Regions from separate parts of the Mus musculus genome. Here region 2 is linked to region 1. A link is a contact called in ENCODE Hi-C or POLR2A ChIA-PET data. All regions are on one chromosome and are shown on one strand. The core of a region is the stretch at or near the end of the contact, and the rest is flanking DNA. Distances in the headings are between cores, read along the strand shown.

The links. A loop is a pair of places that touch in the nucleus more often than their neighbours do. ChIA-PET counts read pairs that join two places held with the same protein, here RNA polymerase II (POLR2A).
Region 2: a loop to region 1 is called in a map of adrenal gland, with 2.0 times the contacts of the local background. The contact joins two enhancer-like sites. A Hi-C loop is called at or near these places in 2 of 37 maps with a recorded cell type or tissue (T-helper 17 cell and adrenal gland). POLR2A ChIA-PET finds 5 or more read pairs at or near these places in 3 of 5 experiments (Patski and embryonic stem cell).

What each region holds. Positions count from the first base shown.
Region 1 is chr14:120,326,897-120,333,600 of GRCm38, forward strand. The region is part of intron 2 of Mbnl2 (muscleblind like splicing factor 2); the gene reads left to right. Among named protein-coding and RNA genes, the nearest start is that of Gm52122, 10 kb to the left of the region's middle. Within about 2 kb of position 3,731, at least 1 of the 3 ENCODE cell types and tissues checked has a DNase peak (open chromatin) inside an H3K27ac peak, as active enhancers do.
Region 2 is chr14:120,365,383-120,372,086 of GRCm38, forward strand. The region is part of intron 2 of Mbnl2 (muscleblind like splicing factor 2); the gene reads left to right. Gm26679 (a long non-coding RNA gene) reads right to left here. Exons shown (of 3, transcript XR_003951152.1): 2 at 1-6,704. Among named protein-coding and RNA genes, the nearest start is that of Gm26679, 20 kb to the right of the region's middle. Within about 2 kb of position 3,714, at least 3 of the 3 ENCODE cell types and tissues checked have a DNase peak (open chromatin) inside an H3K27ac peak, as active enhancers do.

The DNA of each region.
Region 1 (6,704 bases), core at 2,481-4,980:
ACACAGTCATACACACACTCACACACATACCATACACATTTTCACACACCATATACAGGTACATATACACCACACACACACACACACACACACACACACACACACACACACACACACTCACAAACATGAACACACACCATATACACTGGAACACACATATACACAAATTATGTCTTAAAAGACATAATTCTAACTTATCAATCTTGTAAATATGTCTTCAAACCAATGTTAATATTTGCATATCTTGAAAAAGGAAACTCTGTCTACATACTAAAAGCAGAAGAACCTATTTTTAGCCCAAGAGAAGAAAAGCTTGGGAAATCAAATGGGAACTCCATATAGTAAGCTACCACGGTTTTAGACCCTTTCGTCAGAAAAGGCTTTTCTGACTAGACTAAGCAAAAGCTAGACAGATAACTCATAATTGATCTGAACCGTAGTAATTTAAGTCCATTTCTGCATTTTTTATTTCCCCTTTCGTTGAGAGAGGAAAGGCAATCTGAACTTACCTTTTCACCCCTCACCAATGGAAGTGTCCTGTAAAAGCAGTGGACATTCAAAGCTGGCTTCTGGAAGCCTCAGATATAAGACACTATTTCTCAATTCCCCAGGGGAGATAACACCACCCACACACCCACTGATGACATTATCCATATAAAATCTGTCACATTAAATGCATACTCAGAAGTGTCCTAACGAATGCGCAAGATCCCTGTCACTCTCGAGGTATTGCTAAGGACCCCAGCCGGTGAGTGACCCAAGGTCACCCAGCTTGCCAATGGCAGAGGGGAGCTACACTTTATAGGCTTTTGCATCTAGAAAAACTATACTGATACTTTTGACATACATGACCTAATTGCTTATGCCCTCCTGACATCATTTTTGAGTTGGATGACATCGTTGGTTTTGCCTTCCTGACATCTTTTTTTGGTATTTTTATAAGTTTTCATTTCTTTTTTTTAAGTCAGTGTGTGCTAGTTTGTTTTCTTGTTACTACTAAAAGGTCATAACATCAAATATTACTGTTTTAGTAAGTATCCTAAAGTTAAAGAAAGGTAGGGGGGCTATTTCTGACTGCTGAGGCTCAGTGCCCCTTGATTATCTCCGAGTAAAACCTCCCAGTCAGGTCTCCAATCCTTACGCTTCACCACATCACCATGGGTCCATCAGAACTACAGTGGGTCCTGAATCACGCCGGACCTTAGGTTTAGCACAGAATTCAAGGAAGAAGCCAGGAGGCTGTTGAGCATTAGACAGGTGAAAGGAGACTTTCAGATCCATTTTCAGAAGTATGGGAGCACCCTCCTTCAAGTGTGGGAGCACCTCGGGGTACTGCTCCAGGCTGTCAGTCCCGTTTGAGAACTGTGGACTTGCAGGTGACTTATTTGAATGCGAAGTCATATAGTCTAGAGTTATCAAACTGTAAAGAATGTAGAAGGAGCCCTCCAGGCACAGGTGCAAGATGGGCCTCCATCTGAAAACTGCTCACCGTCCTCCCTACCTTCTCTGGGTTATTTATGACTTAATAACTTTCTGCCCTCAGCAGTAGTGAGAATACACGCTGGCAAAAATGGCTGAGATCTGCACAGCCCGAGCACACTGGTGTGCTCATATTGAAGCGTCATTTTTTTTTAAAGATTAGAAGTCCCTACAACAGGACACACAGCTTACAGATGCAGCAAAGAGTAGCCCGAAAAGTGACGAGGCTAATCCCCCTGAAGCTGCCTATCTTTCTTTCATTTAACACTGGTTGATCCTCCCTTATCCAGACCTTCAAAGTACGAAATGTTTTAATCGCTGACATAATTCCATCAGTAGAAAATTCTACGTCTGACTTCATGGGATGAGGTACAGTCAGAATGTGGTTTAAAAAAAAAAGATTTAAAATCAGGAGAAGTGTGCTTGTAGACGGAAGCATTTGGGGTACAGAGTATTCAAGATCTGTGTTAAACAGGACAATGTTGTCCAGAGACGCTGTCTGTAACAGAGACAGTGGGCAGAAGCTCGCAGCGACCCCTCCCTGCCCCCACGTTTCTCTTCAGGAACGTTATTCTAGTTCCCTGACTCAGTTTCCTCCCATTTAGAGTTGATGCCATTCCTACTTCCTGAGGTACCGTATTCCCTCTGAGTGACTCCCCACATCCTTAGGCCCTAACCCAAGGCTGAGCATGTCAGAAGGTAGCAATGCTGTTCCTCTGCCTTCCAGAAGTTTCCCAGTCCTGCCTCTGGTGTTGATGACAGGCTCAAAGGGAAGCTGTGTCTAAAGTCAGGATGACTGGAGTGATGAATGGTGGCTCCTCAGTCCTATATATCAGTCACGGCATTAAACAATCATAGTCCAGCTGGGCGGTGGTGGCGCACGCCTTTAATCCCAGCACTTGGGAGGCAGAGGCAGGCGGATTTCTGAGTTTGAGGCCAGCCTGGTCTACAGAGTGAGTTCTAGGACAGCGAGGGCTACACAGAGAAACCCTGTCTTGAAAAACCAAAAAAAAAAAAAAAAAAACTAAAAACAAAAAAAACCAAAAAACAATTATAATCCTTGAGATTTTGATGCCGTTTGCTAGAAGATGTTTATAAGCACTATGGGGTGTTTGTACTCATGAGAGGAATCTCTGTTGCCGTGTCAATAAAGGGACCGCACACTTCTTTTCCTTGTTGTTATATTTGTACATATGGTTAAATTTTCCCAAAGTACACGCTAAAATAAATGTGTGGACATTAAAGAAAAAAAAAAGTGTTTGCCGGGGTGGTTGGAAGGAAACTGGTATGTATAAAAAGATGCTTTAACAAAAGTTGTCTTGGAAAAATACATCGTAGTTCTGACAGTGGTGTTTCTGTATTGTGCGGCTGCTGTCGATGTGAGCATATACATACCAGCAGCTGTGGCTTCATTCTGAAAGGTCCAGTTCAGCGCTGAACCGACATCGCACGCACGCACGCACGCACGCTTTCTGGAAGGACAGGTTTCTATTCCGGAATACTGTTTCACCAGTTAGGGTGACTCCATCTAAGCCGAGCTGGACAAAATTGTTTTATGGGCAGAGAATTCATCTACTGCCAGGCTCTGGCTTTGACCTGGTTAACCCATCTCACCTGAGGGTCAACTTGTCAATCCTGGAGCAGCTTTCTTCTGAGACAGCAGTGTTTGGGAATTTTGTATTCAGATTCTTTTCCTTGCAACTGTCAGGAATCAATCTGGGCTATTTTGTAAATAGGAACATCTGGGAAGAAATACATGAATTAAAATTTAATATTTACTGAAACTAAGGGTTTCAGTTTTCTTAAACAGTTGAATAGAGCTTTTAAATGGAAAACCAGCTAATGAAATCGTGTTGCTAATTTTGGGTGAAAATATTCCTAGACTACTTGGGAAAACTGTTTACACAAATTTTAGAAACTTAGATATTACCTTTCTAAATTAAAATTAGTTGGTAGGCTGGGGAGTAAGCACCACACAATGGAGGCAGGGGTGGCGCGGGGGGCTGTGGGTGTGGTTGTGGAGGTGGGGGTTCACCAGCAAGCACCCTTATGAAAACCAAGCCCAAGTATGACCTCGTGGCTCCTAACCCCAGCATTGGAGAAGGCAGAGGCTGGTGGATTCCTGGGGCTCACTCACCAGCCAGCTTAGCTGAAATAACAAGCTCCATGTGCACACACGTATATTGGCATCCCTGGGGTGCGCTCATGCGCGTGCGCACCACATGCACAGAGAAGCCAGTTCCCAGAAAGAAGGTGTGATTCTTTTGGCACCTCAGTCGGATGACACTTCTGCTCCAGATCTCTGAGTGGCTTCTGGCCTCATACAGAAGATAGAATGGCACACATCCTGCGATGAGTCGTCCGCATCCCAGTGAGCCTGCCGTGAGAGAGTGAAGTCATCAGCCTCCAGCCACCTGACTTCCGCGGACAGTGGTCTGCTCTCCCAGCTGCCTGGGGTCTTTGCTCTCCCTCAGTGCCCAGCAGGCTTTGCTTCTGGGCTGGTTTTGACCTTTGCTCTGCTTAGAGCTCTTTTTGCCTCAGATTCTGTGAGCAGTTTGTCCTACCACACCTCATAGCAGCTTGTGGAAAGCACGTAAGTTTATTCGTGAAGCTTTCTGCCATTTCCACCATCCGAGATCCCACTACCCCTCCCCAGGCCTGCTGCTTTTTGGCATCTCACCAGTCGACTTCCTCCATTCTGGGAGAACCAGAGCTGAGTTCCGATGAGGATCTTGTCTGCTAAGATCACTGCAGGGTCCCTGAGCCTAGAATGGTGTCTTACGTATAAGAGATGACCACTGTCTGTGGACGGTTAGCACATGCTCAGCCCTAAAGCGTGCCAGCCCCTCAGACAGTGTATGATAGATAGTACAAGGTGTGCTGTACCTTGGGTATGCACTTACTATAATCTATGTGAATTGTCCCCTGGATGCTATACAGTACTCAGCCTTTCCTTGTACCATGCATTGTGAACCAGGTGCTAAGGTCACAATAGAGTTTAAGAATAGGAAGCCTTCTGCGGGAATTTGAAGATGTGGACTATGGACGTCTGTACAGTGCCTCACTGACATGTTCACAAGCCATCGGCTTTTCGAGCTGCGTGTGTTGTTACCACACAGCCTTGTCCTAACCCTCTCACCTTTCTAAGGAAAACCGATCTTGCTCTTTATGCATGGGGGACTAGCCGTAAGCTAGTTGATGCAAATGAAGTTCAGGCTTACAATTCATGGGTAACAATTTCAGAATAAAAAGTGAGAATTCTCTTAAAACAAAATATATGATTGACTTTGACCTGAAACTTGAGTGCTGGACTCTCAGCCAGCTACCTATTTAAGCGGAGGCTACCTATTTCCCTTAAGTACTTGGGTCTTCTGCACATTACGTGCCTAGTTTTGACCCGAGTTACAAATACCATCTCAGACAGTCTAAACTTTGCAGTAGTAATCATTCTAGCCATGTAGCACCATGGCTAGAACGTCTGGACTTTCTAATGACTGCCAGACACATATGTTAGGCCATTGTGGTACATGTGGATATAGATACAAAAATTAAATATTTCCCTTGTGATCACCAAACTTATAAATGCGGGAGACCTGACCTGACCTCGAGAGTGACTCCCAAATTGATATTTACCCACTCGTTTTTCAGCTCCTTTCGTGGAATTCGGTATAATTAATCTTAGAATTCCCACTATGTTAACAGTATTCATATTTAGTAAGTTTAGTACACTGAAGTGAAAAAATGTTAACATGCACTGCCCCCCAGGAATAAACGTGTGGTAGTTTTTCTTTGTGTTATGCAAATACTATATTAGTGTCGTGGGTTCCCTTCATGTCATGTTTTAGGGACTCCAGGTATCACTCGACCTCCTATATAAAAGATCAGTTTATTATATAACCCCTCTATAATATAATAACCCCCCTGTGCACCCCCTCAGTACTCTCTACCTTGGAAGTCAGTGCTTCACGAGCCCAAAACTCCCAAACCGCAGGAGAACATTTCACCCTCTGTCCCAGCTCCTGGTGTGCTTTCTGTCTGTTGCGGAGCAGAAATGCTATAATAGCCAGTAGAGGATTCATTTGCGCACTATCAATGGGAACTCCAGTGGCCTCAGTATCGTTGACATTCCCGACATCACCATTGTCTTTAATGTGACCATGGCTCAGCCCTGGTCATGCTAGAATTTTCTTCTGCCACCCTGTTCTACTCACTCTCTGCCCTCAGTCCCCTGCTTTTTCTTTTCTTTCTGATGCCCCCTCATCTGCCCATTGCTCCCTAACTGTGGGTTCATGACAACATTTGGTTTTGCTGCTTCCTGTCTCAGGCTCAGGCATGGGCTCTCAGAAGTTGTCCCCACCTAGGGGTTCACTTCTCACCTCTTCCAGTGAGCCCCATGTTCCTTTAAAGGTCCCCATCGGAGCGAACCATCGACACCTCCATTCTGCAGATGGAAGTCATGTGGTGGGCTCTCTCCCTCACTTTCTTGTGATGGTATCTTCCTGAGTGTCTCTCGCCCTCCCTTAGACTAGGGGCTCTACTTTCTCCAGAATTCATCTTAATGCATTAAATCAGAAATTACTCTTTCCAAATAATGGCACATTCGGAGGGACTGGAGATTATGAATTTAATACATACTTTGGGAGAGCATAGTTTAACTGAAACACTATAGAAAGACCAGCTGGGCATCGTGGCGCCTGCTTATAATTCTCATGTTCCCACAGCACTTGGGAGCCTGAGGTAGGAAGATTGTTGCAAAGTTAAAGCCAGCCTGGGATATATAATGAGTTCAAAGCGAGCCTGTGTTACATATGCTGTCTCAGAAAACAAACAAACATTGTCATCTGATTCAAGCCTAATTACTGTAGCCTGCCCTAGCCACAGGGGCATTCAAGTAACCACGGGTTGGAGGTTTTTTAAAAAGAAAATGCTTCTGAACTGAACCCATGCAGACCTTTTTATCTTGCCGGCCCCTAAACAACAAGGTCACAAGTGTGTGCCTAACATTTGGTTCCATGAGGTATTTTGAAGAAGGCAGTGATGTATATATAAGTATATATAAGTATAGAGCATCAGTATTAAAAGCATGATGTGGGTGCTTTAGATGCTATGCGTTTCATATAGGAGCTTGGGAACCTAGGGATTTTAATATCCAGTGGGGTTACTGAAATCTGTCCCCCATGCATTGAGGGATGGTTCATTCATTCATTCACTCACTCACTCATTCT
Region 2 (6,704 bases), core at 2,464-4,963, 38 kb after region 1:
GAGACAGGTCAGCTGAGCTAGACTTTGGCAGACAGTTCAAAATGGGAGAAAGGAGAGGAGATTGTTACCCAGCAATCAATGAGAGACACCTCCTTCTAGGTGTTGGCTATTAGTAAAGAAAACACTGATGGATGTCTAAAAGGTACAAGTGTAAGAATAACTAGAGTTACTCCGGGTTTGCATGCCTGAAATCTAGGGCCTCAGATTTGCCCTAATGGGACAGGCCAGAGCCTGTTATCAGCACCTTCAGCTCCAGTAAATTAAAAAAAAGGGCAGAACAGCCTGGTAGGGTCGTTCTCTCTGATGGTTAGTTTGACGTATTAAAATCCAACCAGACTTATAAAATATACTCCATCATTTTAATTGAATTTGTAAAGATGCATGATTTATGAAGTTATATGGACCCTTCCGGCTAATGTTAGACTCACATATAACTTATCATTACGCTGTCCTTCCTTTCCATGCCCATGTCTACAGATTACAGGTCTGTGTATCTAGAGTTCCTCGTGGGTGGGAGCATCTCATTTTTTGTTGTCGTCTGCCCTTGACCCTAGCATGGTTCCAGACACATGGCAGGAACCAATGATAGATATTCAGAGCAGGTGCTCAAGCTAGGCTGAGTGGGATGAGATCTGGGACCTTCCCCTTACACACACTACAGCATATGACGCTGGGCAAGTTAACCTCCATGCATCTTGGCTCCTATACTTGAAACTGAAAAATAAGCCCCACCACGCAGACTAATTGTGAATCTGTGGCCATCTCTGTAAAGCACTTAGCACTGTGCTTGGTGCGTTGCAAGATTTGAATCGGTGTAATTTCCAGTGATGATATGAACATATGACAGGACAGGAGCCAAGAACAGGGCTCTGGGGTCACTGTGCTGTGCTCACATCTTGGCTTTGCCTCTTTCTACTTGTATTTGTAAGGGTATGTGACATAGCCTGTGCAGGACCTTGTTCTGCCATCTGTCAAGTGGAGGTGTCTTCATACTACTAAGCAAAACATTTAGCATAATTTCAAGGATGCAGCTGAAAAGAACCATTTAATGATTAGTAACAAAACGGTGTGTATTTGTTGTAATTCAGTCAACAAATGTTATCAAGAATCACTACCATATACATATGTGTCTGTGTATGTATATATGTATGTATGTATGTATGTATGTATGTATAATGCTCTTTTTCAAAAGTATTATTCTCTTTAACAACGAATCAGTTCAGTTTGCAAATAGATCAGTTTGACAGGCAATTTCTGGACTGTTCTCAAATACCCAACTCTTAACAATGGATGGGTCCCAATGTTAGGAAGATTTATTCCAGTTCACCCAAAAGTCTGAAGAGGGAGAGGGAGTGATGTTTTGCTCCGTGTTTGTTTGGATTCCATCAAGTTTGATGGTGGTGAACACAGTTGTCTGGGTCCATCCATCTCAGAGAAACAGTCAAGAGCAAGAAGTCTGAGAAACGGCCACAGATGCTGTGTCCAGATGGGCCACAGCAAGAGGAGTCTAGATGGGCTTTGAGAAAGAAAACATGGTGTGTAACCAGGGTGTTCTGTGGTAATCAAGCTCCCCACACTTGGTAGCAAAGACAGAAGAAGCCACGTGGAATATTCACACGTAAGTTTCCGCTCTCCAGTATGTAGACATGGCTGGTGGGAGGCAGAAGAGCAAGGCCAGCAAAGTAACCCTGTGGGTTTGTTTTGTTTTGCTTTGTTTTTTTCAACACTGGGGCACCAAGGCTGCACATCCAGGACAGAAAGTCAGGGTCACTTCTGGGTCATGCTGTCCTAGGAACTTGGACCTTGATCAGGATAAGGAGAAATCATTGTGTTAGATGACCGCAGCAGTAGGCGGTGCCTAAGCAGGCGAGTGTCTTCCCATTTCTCTTTCCTTCCGCCATCTCCCTGTTTCAAGCTACCCTTGAAGGTGGCCTCACCTCCAGGTTGAGATTGTACAAGTGCCTGGCTCGTGTGTGCACGGTAACCGCAGAATGTTGCCCCCCTGAATTTATCTGTTCGCTTTCCCTTCCGTTTTACTGGCGGGCTCCCTCCTCCTATACAACTTTAATACCAAGGACCATTTTTTATCGAGTCACTGTCTGTCATCAGAATTTAAGAATTATCCCAACATTTCTCTTGGAGAGCAGATCTTCGGAGACTCAGTAGGCCTTCCTGAATTGCTAATGAGCTCCTCAGTGAAACACTGTCTGCTCCTAAAATAAACCTCTCCTATTAGATTTTCCATATGAAAAGTTGGGTAGCTTTTAGACCGACTAGTTTCATTGGTAGAAAAATCACTGGGCTTGATAAAGATTTACAAACAGTGGTCATTTATTTCTAAACAAGCAAGATGATCTCATTACCCAAGTTAATTAAAGAAAGGAGTCTATCTGCAGAGCCAGACACCGTAGGGATGGGACTCTCCATTCCCAGAAAGAAAGTGTGTTTCTTAGAGGTTGTTAGCTTCTGCAGCTGCTATAACAAGAACTGGAGACAGGATGGCGTAAAGCAATGGAAATCCACTCCGGCAGTCCAAAGTCAACATCAGCAAAGTCATGGTCCCTCTCACACCTCCAGGAAGAATCACTTTTCTGCCTCTCACCTGTCTGGGGACCGCAGATGTTCCCTGCCTTAGAGTCACCATCCCCTTCCTATTCCTCACCCCATTCCCTCTGTACAGATCTCCCGTTTGACAAGTAGCTGGATGGGATGGCATGGGCCTGTACTCCCAGCTACTCTGAAAGCTGAGGCAGGAGGATCACAAATTCAGTGCCCGCCGAGGCAGACAGACAACTTGGTGAGATCTTTTCTCACGCTTGCTTTTTCTTTGTTTTACGAAGTCAGGTGAGGTCTGGGAGGATGTAGCTTGATGGTGAAACACTAGACTTGCCCAGTATGTGCAGGCACAATTCTTACTGGTTAGGAAAAAAATGTAAATGAAACGTAAAGGAGCTCAGACAGTCGGCAGTCATGCTGGATCAGCTCAGCTAAGCACCTGGTGTCCGTTTAGTCTTCAGTGAGCTCCAGTTAAGGTCACTGTCACTTCCAGAGGTAGTAGGTATTAGGACCTCAGTTTATCTTTTTCATGGAAATACAATTCAATGTAGAACATTGCTGAGCCAGTGTTATGCCTACCCAAAAGTTCATAATAATATCACGTCATCTGTTCTCCTTAAACTAGCTTTCAAATGTGGAGCCAAAAATCTGTTACTCGGGAACCTCTTCCACCAGCCCCAAGAGGCAATGTACAAGGTTCGTGGTTTAGTAATGGCAGATCAAAACACACTGTTTGATCTTTGACTTTGACTTGACCTTGGAAAGTCCCTGAAGTCTCTCTGAAACCCTTCCTTCCTTACCCTTAAGTTGGGGTAGCAGTCACGCGGGTGTTGTGAAGCTGTAATAATAGTGTAACAATGTAACAGTGTGTGAAGACTATTCTGCTAGGTGTGATGTGATTGTTTCATTGTGAGTCTCTTAAAAATGGCTCTGCAGAGGGCTGATTCTGCAGAGGGGGTGACAGAAGGGATCTGAGGCCAGTCTGCCTGGATGGAAGCACAGGTCTGCTGCTTCTGAGCTGCATGGCCTTGGGACGTTGTTACCCTCACCTCCCCGTGCCTCTGTTCCATCCCATAAAACAGGGCTATTAACAGTACCTCTTTAAGAGCTTGTAGTAAAGATTAAGTAGGAATGATCTTTGAAAAGTGCTTAGAAACTGCCTGCAACATGATAGGTGCAGTATTACATAACTCCCTGCTATTTCCGTCAAGGACAAGGCCACAGCGTCCCGTCCTGTGTGCAGTTCCACCCCAGCTTCTGGTATTAAACAGATGTTCAGAAACCATCTGTGGGATGGGTAAAGGGATGCACACACCACTAAGCCCCGACCCCACGTCCCCTGTAACTGCCACACTTCTTCTCCAGACAGTGCCCCAGCCTGTGCTATGGTGCAAGCCATGCCTGCCCTGCACCTACCCAGCCTGGTTTTTCTGAACAAAGCGCAGGCTCCCTCTACTTCAGCTGCATCTGTAGGTCATTGCCAGACCACTGAGTGGTCCAAAGCAACCTGAGAAGAGTGTTTCTTTTCTTCTGTGATTCAGCATGATGGCACTGTTGAAATGTCTCTGTGCTTTCTTATTTTCTAGTATTTCTCCCCTCTCCTCATGTCTTTCTTCCCCCTTAGCCCACCCTTTCCCTTAGCACTGTCCCTTCCCCTTCCTGAAAGCATTCACACCTACAGTACAAGGAACAATCATGCATTGTGACTTTATCACAAATATGTGGTATTCAGTCGAGTTACCTTAAGTACCTATCTATTGAACATCAGCCAATCAGAACGCAAGGAACCTCCGTATTGAAGGCTCCCTGATAGGTTGAGTTTAACTGTCTGATGGCTGAGGTCCTGCACTGGTCAGTACCAAAATTTGGAGGTGGCATTGGTGTGTGTGGACAGAGGAGTGGCAGAGATACTTAACAGCATCTGGCTTGGGAATGTGCCTATTTTCTGTCTAAAACTGTATTCCCTGTGTTTTAATAAATGGCACAGACACACCAGTGCATACTTGCTAAATGTCAGCCTTTAAGGCTGTCTGTCTGTCTGTCTGTCTATGAGTTCCAGAAGTACCCCTCCCCTCACTCTGAGGCAGGTGATTAACCTGCCTGATAACCACGTAGCAGGGGTTGTGTGGTTGTGGCGTACCTCTGAATAGACAGCCCGTCCTTGGAGAATGACCAGCCTTTAGAGTTGGTAACAATTGGTGATAAAATGGTGGCCAGCATTAGCTAAACATTTATTCTTCAAATAGCCACTTCTGACTTCCTACCAGGACCCTGTGCCCTTAACTGCGTAATCTGATTAGGGCTGTAACGTCATGACCAGCCCTTTCTGCTAAGGCTGGCAAGTTCCTGGCAGTGTGTTTGAATGGTATTTAACCCTCCGTGACATTCACCCATTCACCATTGCGAAGCTGGTGTGTGTGTGTGTGTGTGTGTGTGTGTGTGTGTGTGTGCGCGCGCGCGCGTGCGAGAGAGAGAGAGAGAGAGAGAGAGAGAGAGAGTTTGTGTTCATGTGTTTGTGTTCATGTGTATGTGCACATGTGGAGTCCAAGGAAGAATATCAGTTGCCATCTATGTTGTATTTCGATACGGCATGCCTTATGGGTCAGAAAATCTCCAAGTAGTCTAGGCTGGCTAGCCATAGGCCCCCCGAAGTTCCACTTACCTGTCCCCATGTCCCCTGCACCAGAATTACAAGCGTGTGCCATTGTGCCTGGCGTTTCAACACTCTGAATCTTACTTACCATTTCATGGCATAGTGTATGGCACATGATAGGGTTAGCATGTTCTCGTGGGAAGGGGGAAGGAAGAAGTCCATTGGTGACCTTCACTGCATGAGGTCGGCTTCAGCGCTGTGGTCTCTGCAAATGAAGGAGCAAAAGAGGGCTCCCCTCCCCCACAGCAAGATCCCTGGAGCCATGCTGTGAATATTTCATGCACCCTTCTTCACCACCACCCCCCCCCCCCCCCGGCACTGCACACATTTATGAGCACTGCGCCAGAAAAAAAAGCCATGCGTCGCCACTAGACAGACAGGTCGCTACTAGACAGGTTTCTTGTTAGGTTGATAGGTATCGTGGTCTACACTAACAAACACCCCACATGACTCAGAAGACACGTACATTTTAGTTGAAAAAAAAAAAATAGAAGTGGGAAAATTTTCAAAGGAGGCAATTGTTGCCCGGAAATTTGTTTCCCTGAATCTCCAGAGAACTCGGGCGTTATTTTTGGTTTTACTGATTTCTCCAGACTGGCAGGTTTCCAGTTCTAACTTATAAAATGAGGAGGAGGAGGAGGAAGAGGAGGAGGAGGAGGAGGGGGAGAGGAGGGGAGGAGGAGGAGGAGGAGCTCGACAGTCAAGGCAACAGTGAATGCTCTTCCCCACCATGAGGCAACACAGTGTGGGAAGCCAAAGCCGCCAGGCAGTCACAATTTATTTCAAGGACCTGTGCTCACATAGGCTTTGAGATGGCAGATGCAAGTGCTTTGACTCCTACCTTTCTTCTCCATTTATTATTTTTAATTCATTTACCTAAAATTGTCACGAAAATAAAGGCATGTGCCAACACCACTAGTCTCCAACGAGGCGGGCAGTTCCTTGGCATTCAGTGAATCTGCCACAGCCTTCCTGAAGAGCACACCCTAGACCCGCAGCCTCCATTTCCCCCAGCCCTCTAGCACGGATATCTGCCCTAAACGCAGCTGCAGAGAAGCAGCAATGTCAGTCTGCTCTCTCCAGGTTAGTGCCTCAGCCCTATGGAGCACCTTGGTTGTATACCACAGTTGGTATAGGCGGGAAAATGACACCTGTACGGCTTTCTGGGCTGAAAAAGCAGCAGGTTGCACACACCTATGTGTCCCCAAGGGCAGCAGGTGCACACACCTATGTGTCCCCAAGGGCAGCAGGTGCACACACCTATGTGTCCCCAAGGGCAGCAGGTGCACACACCTATGTGTCCCCAAGGGCAGCAGGTGCACACACCTATGTGTCCCCAAGGGCAGCAGATGCACACACCTATGTGTGTTCCCAAGGGCAGTAGGTGCACTCTGTTGCTAATCTTCCTCAGAGCTTCCTGCCTATTTCTTCCACACCTGAGAAGTGGCATAGGAAGAGGAGCATGCCCCAGAAGAGAGACACCTGCAGCTATACC